Regions from separate parts of the Mus musculus genome. Here region 1 is linked to region 2. Evidence: chromatin contacts called from ENCODE Hi-C data. All regions are on one chromosome and are shown on one strand. The core of a region is the stretch at or near the end of the contact, and the rest is flanking DNA. Distances in the headings are between cores, read along the strand shown.

Region 1 (6,676 bases), core at 3,096-5,595, 160 kb before region 2:
CAATGAAGGAGCTAGAGAAAGTACCCAAGGAACTGAAGGGGTTTGCAGCCCCATAGGAGGAACAACAATATGAACCAGTATCTCCAGAGCTCCCTGGGTATAAATCACCAATCAAAGAAAACACATGGTGGGACTCATGGCCCTAGCTGCATATGTAGCAGAGGATGGCCTAGTCGGTCATCAATGGGAGGAGAGGCCCTTGGTCTTGTGAAGGTTCTATGCCCCAGTGTAGGGGACTGCCAAGGCCAGGAAGAGGGAGTGGGTGGGTTGGTGAGCAGGGGTGGGAGGAGGGATAGGGGGTTTTCAGAGGGGAAACTAGGAAAGGGAATAACATTTGAAATGTAAATAAAGAAAATAGCTAATTAAAAAAAAAAAAACAAGACTCACCAAGAGAACATCATCTAAAATACTTACTAATTAACTGAACTTCTTATCACAATAAACCATAAAGCCTTCATTGACAGCTTGATGACTTGAAACATATAATCTCCTAAGGCTCTAAAGTACAATTCCTGTGTGTTTTTATTTCTTAGTTAGGGTCATTCTCTGTAGCCCAGGCTGGCCTGAAGTTCAAGGCTAGCTCCTTGACTCAGCCTTCCAAGTAATGGGATTATAGGCGTGAACCACGAGGGATGTCTCAGCTGTTGTGGATTTCACAGGGCCGGAGGACCTCAGGATAAATACTTGCTTGTGGCTAAAGGACAACTGTCAGGGCTTTGTAAAGTGACTTTATTTCTTCTCTTAATGCCAAACCATGTGGCTGTTTCCCTTAGTCCTTTATACTAAGTAGAGGTGCTAGAACATTCCATGTGAGCAGACTACTACTTGGGTACACGAAGAGCTTCACTGTAGAGGCATCTGAGTTTAGTGTCCCTTTGTGTTTATCTGGCTATCATTTCTGGAGGCTTAGATGTGTGAAAGAGATGGAACTTCCCATGTCCTTTGTGCCACCTCTGTTATCTTTGGGTCAGCCTAAAGACTCCTGAACCGGCTTGAGGCCTGCAGGTTTTTTCTGCTGCTCTCTCTGTGTTCTTGGGAGGGCTGTTGACCTGTTGGTAGAAGGAAGAGACAATTTAACAGTCCCGGATCAGTTCCGTGTTTCAGTGAGGCCAAGTTGGGTATTTCCCTTCCCAGATCAGTTAAGCCCCTGGTAAAACCCCATGAGTCAGGCTCTGCTGCACCAGTGTCCTGAAGGTTAAGTCTTAGCAAGGAGAACCCAGAACTTCAGGTATATTTTAAAATGACGATGTCCCTACCCCGTGGGGAAGCAATACAGTATTTTACTTTTGTTTTTTCACAGTAGGAGTCTAATATCAGTAAAACTCAGGAAAGTTCCTTTGTTTAGACCCTCTAAGATATCCAATTCTCAGGCTTGAGCAGACGGGAACAATAGCAATTTGTTGGTGGGTGGTAGTGGTTTCTGTTTCCACACTTCTGCTTTTGGTGAACTGACGTTCTCCACACTCATGGGCCTGCCGCTCTTGCTTGTCGGCAGCAGTCTGTGACCTCAATTCTCTGAAGGCTCTAAGAAGAGCTGTCAGTTCAGTTTGTTCAATTTGTTGTTGTTGTTGTCGTCGTCTTTCTTGCTTTATTGTGTTGTGTTATGTGATTGGGAGTCACAAGTTCAAAACATGTGTCATGACTGAAGCCAGAGCACATTTCGGAGTTGGTGCACAATGTTTCCTATATGTGTGGAGAACAGGAGCTCAAACTGGAGTCTGTGGTGGCCTCAAACTCACTGTCATCTTACCTCAGCATCCCACATGTTGGAATTACAGAAGAATGACGCCACACCCAGCCACAGGGTCTCTTTCCCTGAATTCTACTGAACCTGGAATCTTCTTGGATGGTGGCTGTGAATCAGAAGTCTGAACCAAATAGCCAGATGAGCCAGCAGGCCCCACTCCAGGTTTGGGGATACTTCTCTAAGCCTGGGGTGTTCCTATTCCAAGGTGAGGGCTGTGCTGCCCTTTCACAGGCCCTGTGGAGCACAAGCAATGCTGATGTACAGTATTCTTTCAGGCTCACCACGACATACACAGGCCAGTTGCTTGAGACTAGCTCCTGTCAGAGGTCACCCTGTTTTGTAGTTATCTGAGTGCCCAATAGCTTTGCTTCGCATTCTCAAAGGCAGACATTCACAGATCAGTGGCCCTGAGGGAGGCCAAGAAGAGCATGGCATTCAAGCGACAGGAAGAGGATGCTGGGTTTTAGGTAGAGCAGTTAAGAGGAAGCGTCTCTCAGGCCCTGATAGACAAGGAGGCTTCTGCAGAAGGGGTAGGGGTGGGGCAAAGGGCAGAGAAAAGGGCCTGTGGATTCTGCTCAGTCTTTGTGATGCATCGAAAAGAAGGACTCTGGAAAGACTGAGCCTAGCGATTCTCAAATGTTCACGGAGATCTTGCAGATTCTGTTTGAGTGCTTCTGATGCCAGGCACCGAATTCTGCATTTCTAACAGTCTCTGGGGGAGGAGTGGTTACGGATATCAGAGCTTAGGCCATACTGTGAGGCACAAGGGTGTCAGAGGACTCCCCCTGTGCTAACATAGACAACACAGTGGTAGCTGCTCACTGCGCTCTCTGACCTCCTCGTAGGCATTCTCAGTTTGACACAGTCCCTTCTGGAAGAGTAAATGGACCCTCTGTGTTTCTAAAGCCTGAGCTTTCTTCCAAGCCTCTCTCTAGCCTATCCTCCTCTAGGATTCCTCTACCCCTGGAGGCCTCTGTGATTCATGGCTTTTGTGGGCTTCTGTACCCTTTCTTGTGCCTACCAAGGCATTCTCTTGATCTGTCTCCTGACTAGAACTGTAGGTGTTGAGTACGGACCATACATCTTATTCCTCTTCACTTCACAGGGCTCAGAGGGAGCTCGGGTCATTAGGAATACGCTGAGACTGCCCAGCGTACTCTAAACAACTTAGACAAGAGTGTAAGCCTCGGCTCTCTCACTCAGCAGCTGTTAAAGCCGAGACAAAGAGCTGCTCTTTGAGTTTTAGCGGTGGTGATAGGTGCGAGGAATGTTGATACCCCCACTGGATTGTTGGGAGAAACTGAGAAAATAAAGTTAGCCAAGTGTTACATCAAGTGTCTACCATAAAGTCAACACTCCATAAATTTAAACCCTCTCCCCTTGAGTCCATTTTTCCTTTGCCCTTATTAGGAGTTAATGGTATGTTCTCTTCCTGACGCCCTTTCCTTGAAAAAATACCATGTCAGATGCAACATTCTTGGGAGTTTTTCCTCTATCCCCATAGTCCACTGTAGGCTGGAAACATCTCAAGCCTGCGCTACCAAATACAATAGCTTAATAACTTGTGTCTATTGCAAAAGAGCAATGTTACCTTTCACGAGCGCACGTCTGGCTGACAGCTGCTGCAACTTGGTGCTACCTAGCATCCTGAGAGAGAGCATTGTGCCACATAATGGTAGACTGCGGACAGACCAGAATGCAAGGTATAGCTTCCTTGTATAGTTTTTTATATCATCATTACACTAAAATTAAAAACGTGGATTGATCCACAGAATATCCGAGACCATCTGTCTCCAAGAAGGATTTTGCAGAAATTGAGAGAGGGGAACTTTCTCGTGGTGTCTTATTGTAGCAAATTTTGTGCATGAGCTGTTTAAACTCAATAGAAATGTGCAGCTAAAAATTATTGTTGGGGGATGGCTATGTAGCTCTATGGAAAGAGTATATCGTCAGCATATATGAAGCACTCAGCATCCCCCACATCCCAAAATGTCCTTCTTTCTCATCTTAAAACAATACACTTCTCTCGGGATAAATTCAGCTGCTTTACTCCGTCATCCCCGTTTCCTTATTGGTATTTTTAAAAATATTTTTTATTACATATTTTCCTCAATTACATTTCCAATGCTATCCCAAAAGTCCCCCATACCCTTCCCCCCACTCCCCTATCCACCCATTCCCATTTTTTTGGCCCTGGCGTTCCCCTGTACTGGGGCATATAAAGTTTGCGTGTCCAATGGGCCTCTCTTTCCAGTGATGGCCGACTAGGCCATCTTTTGATACATATGCAGCTAGAGTCAAGAGCTTGGGTTTGATGACGTACATGTACATTGTTCTCAGGAAAACCCAGTGAATTTTTTTAAGATCTCAAATCCAATCTGCATTGTCAGCTGGCCGCGGTGATACACACCTGTGATGCCAGCACTTGGGAGGAGAAGGCAGAATAGTGAGTTCTTTAGGAGTAAACTGCTTATTGCAGCGGAGTGTCTCTCTGCAGACACGGAGCCAGGAACTGTGATCAAATGATACGCGCGACTTGAGGCGAGGCGACAGCGAGCTCTGGAAGAGCCAAATAGTCTTTCTTGCACGTTATCTCTCTTAAGGCCTCCAGTGAGTTTCTACAAAAGGAAAACATCGAGCTTTGGAGTGAAGCGAGGAAGGGCCCGGGATTAGAGGGGATTTCACACATTGTCAAGCCCTGTGGATCACCACATGTGCGTGTGGATCCGAAAGAGTCTGGGAGACTCGTGGATAAAAGGAAAAGAGCTTGTCTAGAAAGGGTTGCTGCTGGATAGACAAGGCTGATTAAACAACAGCAGCGGCGGCGGCGCGCATCACCCAGTCTCTGAAGAGCAGCAGGTGCTGGCTGACAGACAGACACCTTTCCCGCACATGCTCAAGTGAGAAGTGGAAAGAGCTCTGGGCAGGACTATTTTGGGTTCCCAGTGACCTGTGTTGCTATGACATCTGAGATTCGTGGTTAGACCGGATGCCGGATGTCGCCCAGCAGCTGATCGAGAAACCTCTGAAAGTTCACTTCTCTTCTCGGAAATCATCTGTGCATCACAGCTGAGGGAAAAGTGGTTGGGCTGCTCTGTTTTGGGGGGTTTCCCCGCCCCCAGCCCAAGTGAACTGAAGGAATTGAGGGCCTTGGTCTTATAAGCAGCCTTTAAAGTCACAGTGTTTAAATTCTGTGTGGTTTCTCTTAGTGTTCCTATAGGCGCTGCTAATTTACACGTCACCCAGCAGTTTATGTTGATCCTGTCAGCTGCTTATTAACCACCGGAGTGGCACACACTTGGTGAAGTACAAAATGTCAAAGTGAAATGAACTGGTGAAAAGCTTACCCCAAACAGAGCCGGGTGCTGGATGTCTGAGACACTGGCAGTCTGGCAGCTAAACTCGCCGGAGAACTAAGTACCGGGGGCTACAGCAGAGAGTGAATGGCTAGTCCTATTCTTTAGTCAGGAGTGCCTAGTGACTGCCTCTGACACTTTGTGATCCTGGGAAACTTTGCTTAGGTTTCTTGTGCCTAAATTTTCTTCTTCGATAATATATGGTCAATAATATAGTATATTATTCCAGCATGCCGTCCTTACTGACAAGTATCTGTCAATGGTTTGTTTGGGTTTTTTTTATGATTATTGCTGTTAGGGGTGGAGGGAGATGAGTACGTAAGGATCTAGGGAATTATTATCAAAGATCAAACTTGAGAAAAGATATCAGGGAACTTGGTAGTTAGTGCACCTAGAGTCAGGACTTCATAGTTATAAGGAAGGTGCTGGGACATAAGGAGTCGCCAGGACAGAAGAGCCATTAAGGAAGGACATCGTTGTTGTAGGCTGGAGTGCTGGTGTTTTCAGAGAGGTACCCCATTTATTTGTAAGAAAAAAAATATGAGATTTGTCGCTAAGCAACGTGCTTACTAGGTCATACCAAGGTGTTAGTGGGCTTGGCTTCTTTACTGGATTCTCGGAGGGAGAAGTTGCTTCCAGGTTCATGCGACTCACGAACCTGGTCCAAAGTCAGTTCCTGATAGCTATGTAACTGAGGCTCCTGATGCCTTGCATGCCATAAGTTAAGAGCCTTTCCCAGCTGAAATCTGCTTTGGTTCACCCCAACATCAAGTGTGTTGGGTTCCTTTTTTAATATGCCTCTCTGACTGTCCCAGAGCAAAAAGCTTCATTGCTGGGACTCCATTCAGAGTCGTGTGGAGGCCCAAGTTAACCTCAGGTGTCATGGAGACAGGGTTTCTCCTTGGCCTGAAATTCATGAATAAGGCTAGTCATGGAATCTCAGGGATTTGTCTGTCTCTGCCTCTCCAGTCCCAGGTTTATAAGCATGATCCTCCATTCCCCAACCCTTAATGCAGCTTCTAGAATATCCTTGTGTTTTCATGGCAACAACTGAGCTACCTCCCAGTCCCTGTCCTTTGCTTTAAAGGCCTCATATGATTGTGTCTCATCCGCCAGCACATTCACAACATTATATCTTAAAGTTCATAACCCTAATTATACCTGCAATGTCTCTTGCCAGCTCACATCTTCACAGGCTCCAGGGATTAGGATCTGGGGTCTTTGTGAAACATTCACAGGACTTGCCATAGTCACCCTGTGACTGACAGTCATTACCAAAAGAAGAGCGAGCTGGGTGCTGCAAGAAGAAAGCAACACCTCTCTCCTAAATCTTCACACTTTGCAACAAGAACTGACATCCAGAGCCAAGTAGAGTTTTGACTGACATGTACTGGAGTAGCGAGGTTCAAGACCGGCAAGTTTAAAAATATGATCAGATAAAAGAGAAAAATAAATACGGCTTCAATCTCCCCAAGTCAGTAAGTATGGAAACCTGAGTCTCCATCTAATTATTGACCATCCAGGTAGCCACACCACCAAAGTAAGGTTCCATAAAAGCCCATACTCTGTATTT
Region 2 (6,910 bases), core at 2,886-5,385:
ACTCTCCTTCCCCCGGCCCGTCCCTCACCCATGCTGGGACTTTGGCTGGCTTGGTCTTGTGCTGGTCTTGTGTACGTGATCAGAGTTGCTGTGAGTTCATTGTGCAATAGGCCTGTTATGTCCAGTAAATACTGCCTCCCTGCCTATACAGTACCCTCAAATCATCATCTTTGTCTCCACTTCTGAGATGATCCCTAAGTCTTAGAGGTGTGTGTGTGTGTGTGTGTGTGTGTGTGTGTGTGTGTGTGTTTCAAAACAATGAATGTGAGGTATGAATAAATACTATGCATAAAAATTTCACATCAGGCAAACTGGTCTGGGATTCTAGATAAGGATGGTAGATTGTGCAGGTGTTTATAGTCTCTTCTAACCCAAAGCCCCACTAAAGTGTCATTAAAGAAAGCAGTAGCCAGCTGATGGCTCAGTGTGTAAGAGTGCTTACTGAGCAAGCATGAAGGCCTGGGGTTCAGTCCCCCCAGCACACACAAGAAGATGAGCGTGGCAGAGCATATGTGTAACCCCAGCACTGTGGGGGAAAAGAACCAAGCAGATCTTAGGGGTTTGATGGGTTGCCAGCCTGTCTGAACCAGTGAGCCTTAAGTTCAGTGAGAGAACCTGTCTCACTGAAACCAGGCAGAGAGTATTAAAGGATTGCTGACATATTCCTCTGACTTCTGTGAACTTTTAAAGAGGAACATACACACTCATACACCAACACCCTCCCCTATGCGCGCACACACACACACCAGCACCCTCCCCTGTGCACAGACACACACACACATACACAAACAGGGAGAGAGACAAGAGAATATAAATAAATACAAGTTCCTAATGTAAAAATAACAATAAAGAGTTGGTTTTTATTGATAAAAACAGGTCTACAAGTTTTCGGAAGATGGGAGACATGTCACTGATGATAGGAATTCAAGGATGGCAGATCAGAGCAAAACAAAGTGGGAAGAGAGATGTGGCGATGAGGATAAAGCACTGTTCAAAGGGCACAGCGCTCCTGATCCTGAAGTTTCAGACGGCAAAGGGTCGTGTGTAAAACACAAGCCTAGCATCAGGAGAAACCCAAGGAAACCTGAGCTTCAGGAAAGTTGTTCCTCCACTGTGGAAATGACAGCCCAGTGCACACTGCCGGCTGTGCTCCACAATAGGAACAGATAGATCCTCACACATGGGGGGTGGGGATTCCATATAAGACGTTCTGATGAGGAAAGTTTACACTGTAAACTGATTCTCACATTCAGTTGAAAATATGAACAGCATACTTTTGTAAAAATTCTAATATTGCCAGAAAGATTGACAAGTGCATTGTCTGCAGTGGGCAAGAACAGAAAGGGCTAGGCAAAGAACAAACCAAGCTTCAGAAAAAGGAATAAAAATTGTAGAATTTAATTTCTAAAAAAAAAATCCCCTAAAAGATAAAATTAAAATAGAATAAAACACCATTCTAGGGAAACTAACATGTAATTATTAGGAATTATGGGAAATTAGTACGAAAGTGGAGAGGAGGAAAGACAGGAAGGAGGGGAGGACATTGTTCATCTGAAAGATACAACGGAAATTTGTGCCTGAAAGGCTTAAGGTGTCAGACTGGCTGAGCTCACAAGTGGCTGTCCCATAAGCCATAAGAAAGGCAGAGCCTCCACACAAAAGGCAAAAATTACACAGCATTGAACTTCACACCAGCATATCAGACACTCAAGAGAAAGGGAGAATGCCTTCAAAGTTCTAAAGTTACTTTATAATTGTATCTTCCATACTGATTTATAATATTATTATTTAAGCATGGGGGTAGAACACACTTCCACGTGTTGATTTCCACACATGGGGAGAACACAGAAAAACATATCTTCCCCTCTCTCCTGCGGACTGTGTGAGCACATCCCACGGCAGCAAAAGGGACGCCAAGAAAGGGGGGTCACAGATGACAAAGGAGATCAGTGAAGCACAGGAGATGGCTACAGAGTGGTAGGGCACTCACGCTTGTCTTGAAGCAGCCGTAGAAGAAATTGGGGGGGGACAGGTAGCGGGGATTATATAATTCAGATCTCTCTCTGAATGGAAAAAGAAAAGAAAAACAAAAAGAAAAATGCGGACATGAGAAAGACAAACAGCATTTAAGAAAAAGGAAAATGAAGAAGGAGAGGTGGGTCGATGGGTAGAAGGAAAGCCGGCTACGCAAGCCTGAGGACCCGAGTTCAGGGCCCAGCACCCACCTAACCCTGGAACTAGTCAAATTAGTGAAGTCTCAGTGCCAGTGAGAGCCCTGCCTTCTTATATAAAGTAGAGAGCAATCAAAGAAGCCTCCTCACATCGACCCTAGGTCTCCACATGCATGTGCATGCATAGGCAACCCCACACATGGAAATACAAGAAAGCGCTCCTGCGCATGCGTGCGCGCGCACACACGCCACACCATAGTAAGAGACAGGAGTACAACAATAACTAACACACGATCGGTCGCCGTGAGAAGCAACCCTGACTTTCAGGGAAAATGCCATTGATAAGTTCACATACTGTAGACAAAGACGTTATCATCGTGCCCAGAGAGCACAAGGAAAACATTAGTAACCTTGATCGTGTAGAGGAAATTTACTAAACCTGGGCGGCAGAAGGCATCGGAGAACAGCAAGGCCACTCAGAGTAGACTGCTCACCATGGAAGGTCTAAGTGCTCTTCCTACAGCTGAACAGGTAACCAACAGAGATGTGACAGAAATAAGGTGAGCAGAGGGACAGAGAGGTGAGAGTCTTATCTATCGGTACATTCCAAAAGGACAATTCACAGTATTAGACAATCCCGCTTTGCTTGGCTCTAACAAACCACCTTGGGTTGTGGAATGATGAGAGATCTGTTTAGCTTACAATTTTTGAGTCTGACAATTCAACCCTGGGTAAACCTAGAGTGTTTGGCCCTTGGTGACAGTCCCCTATGTGTGCTACCCTGTGGCAGATGGTGCCGTGGGGGAGCCAGTGCAAGGAAAGAGACAACACATGGCAGAGGCAGGAAGCCAGATCATGAGAAAGGTGAGCGTTATGTTTTATAACAACCCACTCTAAGAGGAAGTCAGCGGGTTCCCATACACATGGCTTTGATCCCTTCCGTGTGAAATAATTACCTTGGTCTAATTACCCCACCTTCTCTTAAAGGTGCCTGTCTCCAGCATCACCACACTGGCGACCGAGCTTTAACAAACACACACACAACCCTGGGCAACATACTCCTGCTACAGTCAAACAGCAGCTAACATCTAAAAGTAGTAGCTTAGAGAATAGCAAGACAAGCTGATTGTTTCAGAGATGGTGGGTGGGGGGGTGGACTAAAATACAGGTTCCAAAATGAAAAGTTATACCTGAGCTGAGAGAGATACTGAGGACTGGGAAAGTCAAGTAGGTATCTGACTAACCGTGACTTTCATTGTTAAAGTATGCCATTCTCATCTACACTTTGATTAATTTTTTTTAAATAATTGCCGTAAAAATGTAAAAGTACTTACTTCACCACAAAATATATAATCCAATATTATATAAATGATGTGTATGAAACTCTTGAGAAAATATTCCACAATATATTGGAAGTTGAACGTGACTCACTTCGTTTTTGATAGGCAGCCACTGACTAATTCTAAAGTGCTCAAGTCCAGTGAGAGGAAAAGTGTCTTTCACCATACCCTTCCATCCGAAGACATCTAAGTCCATCGATTATGGTGTACAGGGAATGCCTGATTGCTTTATGATGTCATATGCTGCTACAGAAATTATTTATGATGCTCCCGGAGCAAGACGATCTACTCTGGGGCTGATACCTTGATTCAGAATTTGACACCTAAAGTGGTTTGAAGCACTTGTGATATTTAGACGTTGAGTGACCCAATGCCATTGCCTTCAAAACACACATTCAAAACATACATTTTCCACCGGGAACTAGAAGGGCATTTGCAATGAACATCCCTCCAAGCAGCCGAGAACAAAGGAAATGTTCGGCAAAATGATGTTGAAACACTACCACTCAGGCAGGCCTTCTCCCCAGTATCTTTCCAGCCGAATAGCGTGCCTGCCTGTGACTCAGATACTGTTCACATTGGAAAAACAAAGCGGAGACATCTACTTAAACGCGCAAACAGTGCCCTCTGCTGGCGGAAATGGGATGTTAGTTAAAAGAACTTCGTCTCAATGACCACAGGGAAAGAAGGGGGAGGGGAAGGAAGGGAGAATGGAGAGATAGAAGGGGAGGAGAGGAGATGGGGAAGAAGCAGAGGGAATAGGAGTGGGAGGGAGAGGGAAAGAGGGAGGGAGAGAGAAAAGTGGACTGGGGGGGGGGGGAAGGGGTAAGGAGGAGGAGGAGGAAATGATACAAACAGGAGAGAAAAAAAAATGGGTTTTAGTCCTTTTTAAGGATAAATGCTTGAAGCATCTTATCACATAGAAGATGCCAATATATTTCCTTAAATCCCAAAGTAACACGTGGCCTTGAATTAAGGAATGGTTTTACAGTGTCCATTCTTTGCCTTACTAAGTTATTTACTCATCACAAGCTCCCTCTGGGGGTGTCCCCCAGTGCTCTGACTATGCGACATAATATACACTCAGCCTTTGCAGAAGATAGTAACTCTATCAAACAAAATTGTTTCCTTAGCTCACAGACCAGGGCTCTGACAGGGTTCCAGAATGTCCCAGGCTGCTCGACATGTTTCTAAATGCTTAGGAAAATCTTAATGTTGATTTTTTGTTTGTTTGTTTGTTCTGTTTTGCTTCAACAAAAGAAGTGGTTGCTTGAAGATAGCAAAATTGGTTTCTTGAAAGAAAAGAAAATGAGTGAGGTATATCCTTCAGGGCTGGCAGGGGGGCGGGTCTGGAGATGTATGTCATACAATTCATCGTAAGTACTTAGTCAATGGAGTAGCAATTCAAATTAGTTTATATATATATATATATATATATATGCACATGTATAGGTAGTATAGTTACGATATTATCGTGTATATATATACACATACGATATATATACACACATACTATATGTGTGTGTGTGTATATACATACATACATATATATATACATACATACATATATATGAATATGAAAGCCAGTATTTCTAATATCTTACATTAAAAATCAGTTGGCTACCCAGCTTCCCATGCCACCACAGTAGTGGGGTTAGCAATGTAAAATATGTAAATATGTTCTATTTTCATAAGGCATTTGCACTGGTGTATTAATACTGTGTGCATATTTAAAGATGTTACAGAGCCCAGCTTCGTCTGACTGTAAGTCGTCACCCCACTACAGGGTCGCTTAGCTGAAGGTGACCGTTCTAAAGACAGTGACAATAGCAGAAGACTCCTGGATGTGCAATGATCAAAAATAAATTCAGCCTCAATTGTGTAACAATCCCAAGGTGCTTCAGGCTAGGCTCGCCTGTGTTACACCGCACAGCTTCTCTGTACTCTCAGCTCGGAACACACAGGAGCCTGTATGCTTATGGATGCCGTCACTCATCCCAACTATCATGCTCAACTAGTCCATTGAACCATCACGCTCAGACGCCCTGCACGCTATGGACTGCGGGGTTTTTTGCTGTTGTTGTTTTGTTTTGTTTTGTTTTTTGTTTTTTGGTTTTTTTTTTTTGTATTTTATCATATGCACAGCTTTCTGCTCTTCTAGAAATGTTAACAGCTGAATTAGGGAAAGCAAAGATGCTCCTGTCATCTGGCCCCAGCCAGGGAGTGTCACATCCATGAGTATAGATTTGGATCATGTTGTGTTTGAATGTTTGATGGTTGCTATCCAAGTCACTGCTGAGCTCCTACACAACACCATTCAATTAACTTTTGCTTGGGTTTAAGGCAGGATTTCCAGCAAGTTTTACAATGGCCTTACACATATTTCTGTACTTCGGGCTGTATATGTATGCAATATGGCCTTCTCAGCATCGATGATTAGAAAAATCAAAAGTATCAGTCAGTTCTTTAAAGCATTGAAGATCTTCCACGGCCTGCCATATTAAATATTTAGGCGAGGTTTAATTCTAGTTATATTTACTGTGGATATGCAATCCTCATGAAAGAGTCTGCAAGTCTAAACTAAGTACTTGTGAATTAATGTTCCAGCGAACCGGCAGTGTGTGAGCACATAAGGTTCTTTTCTTAATGCCTATGTGCACACAAGCCTCCCGTGCTGCCAAGTGCTTCTCACAGTCCCCTTTGTTGTCCTCTATACAGCTCCACAGTGACTTCATTGCGATTGTCCTATTTCCCCGTGGGCTCATAGGTAGCCACCCTTTCCATCTAAACCCATGGCAAAACAAAAAACATGCATCTGTCCCTTTATCTAAAAGTCTCTTTCTCTTTTACCATGAAGGCAGTGTCCATAACTCAGAATATAACAATAATTGTTGGTCGTGGTGACTGATTCTCGAATGAGGGTAGCAACTTTACCTCTTCTTGGGTGTAGCTGGACATGCTTGGTGCATACCACGTATGCTGTGAGATTTGAGCTTTAGAGGGAGGAAGTTACAGGTCGAGTCCCTAATAGCTCATCAGGGTCTGTGATACTGGCAAAGTCACAAGCCCTCTCAGAGTGTGCCTCTCTATCAAAAACAAAAACAAAAACAAAAACAAAACAACAACAACAAAAAAAAAAAAAAACAGATAAGGCCTCAAGGACCTGTACGGAGGACTAAAGAGGATACAACTTAATCCTTACACAATAGTGATGTGTCATAGGTGGTCGTTAAGTATTGTTGACATCCTGATCTACAACACCAGGCAAGTCACCATGACTTGTTAATATCCCCACCCCCTCCATGTTCAAACGTTATGACTTGGCAGATCTGACCCCATAGAGTCCACCCTCGTGCTTAGATCACAGACAACACTCTCCCACCGACCTCAGTGATAGCT

What was found. Hi-C counts contacts between places; a loop is a spot of excess contacts on that map.
Region 1: a loop to region 2 is called in a map of CH12.LX, with 2.6 times the contacts of the local background. The contact joins two enhancer-like sites. A Hi-C loop is called at or near these places in 2 of 37 maps with a recorded cell type or tissue (CH12.LX and T-helper 17 cell).

The regions. Positions count from the first base shown.
Region 1 is chr10:96,369,208-96,375,883 of GRCm38, reverse strand. No RefSeq gene overlaps it. Among named protein-coding and RNA genes, the nearest start is that of Gm33782, 63 kb to the right of the region's middle. Within about 2 kb of position 4,345, at least 2 of the 3 ENCODE cell types and tissues checked have a DNase peak (open chromatin) inside an H3K27ac peak, as active enhancers do.
Region 2 is chr10:96,211,281-96,218,190 of GRCm38, reverse strand. No RefSeq gene overlaps it. Among named protein-coding and RNA genes, the nearest start is that of 4930459C07Rik, 11 kb to the left of the region's middle. Within about 2 kb of position 4,135, at least 1 of the 3 ENCODE cell types and tissues checked has a DNase peak (open chromatin) inside an H3K27ac peak, as active enhancers do.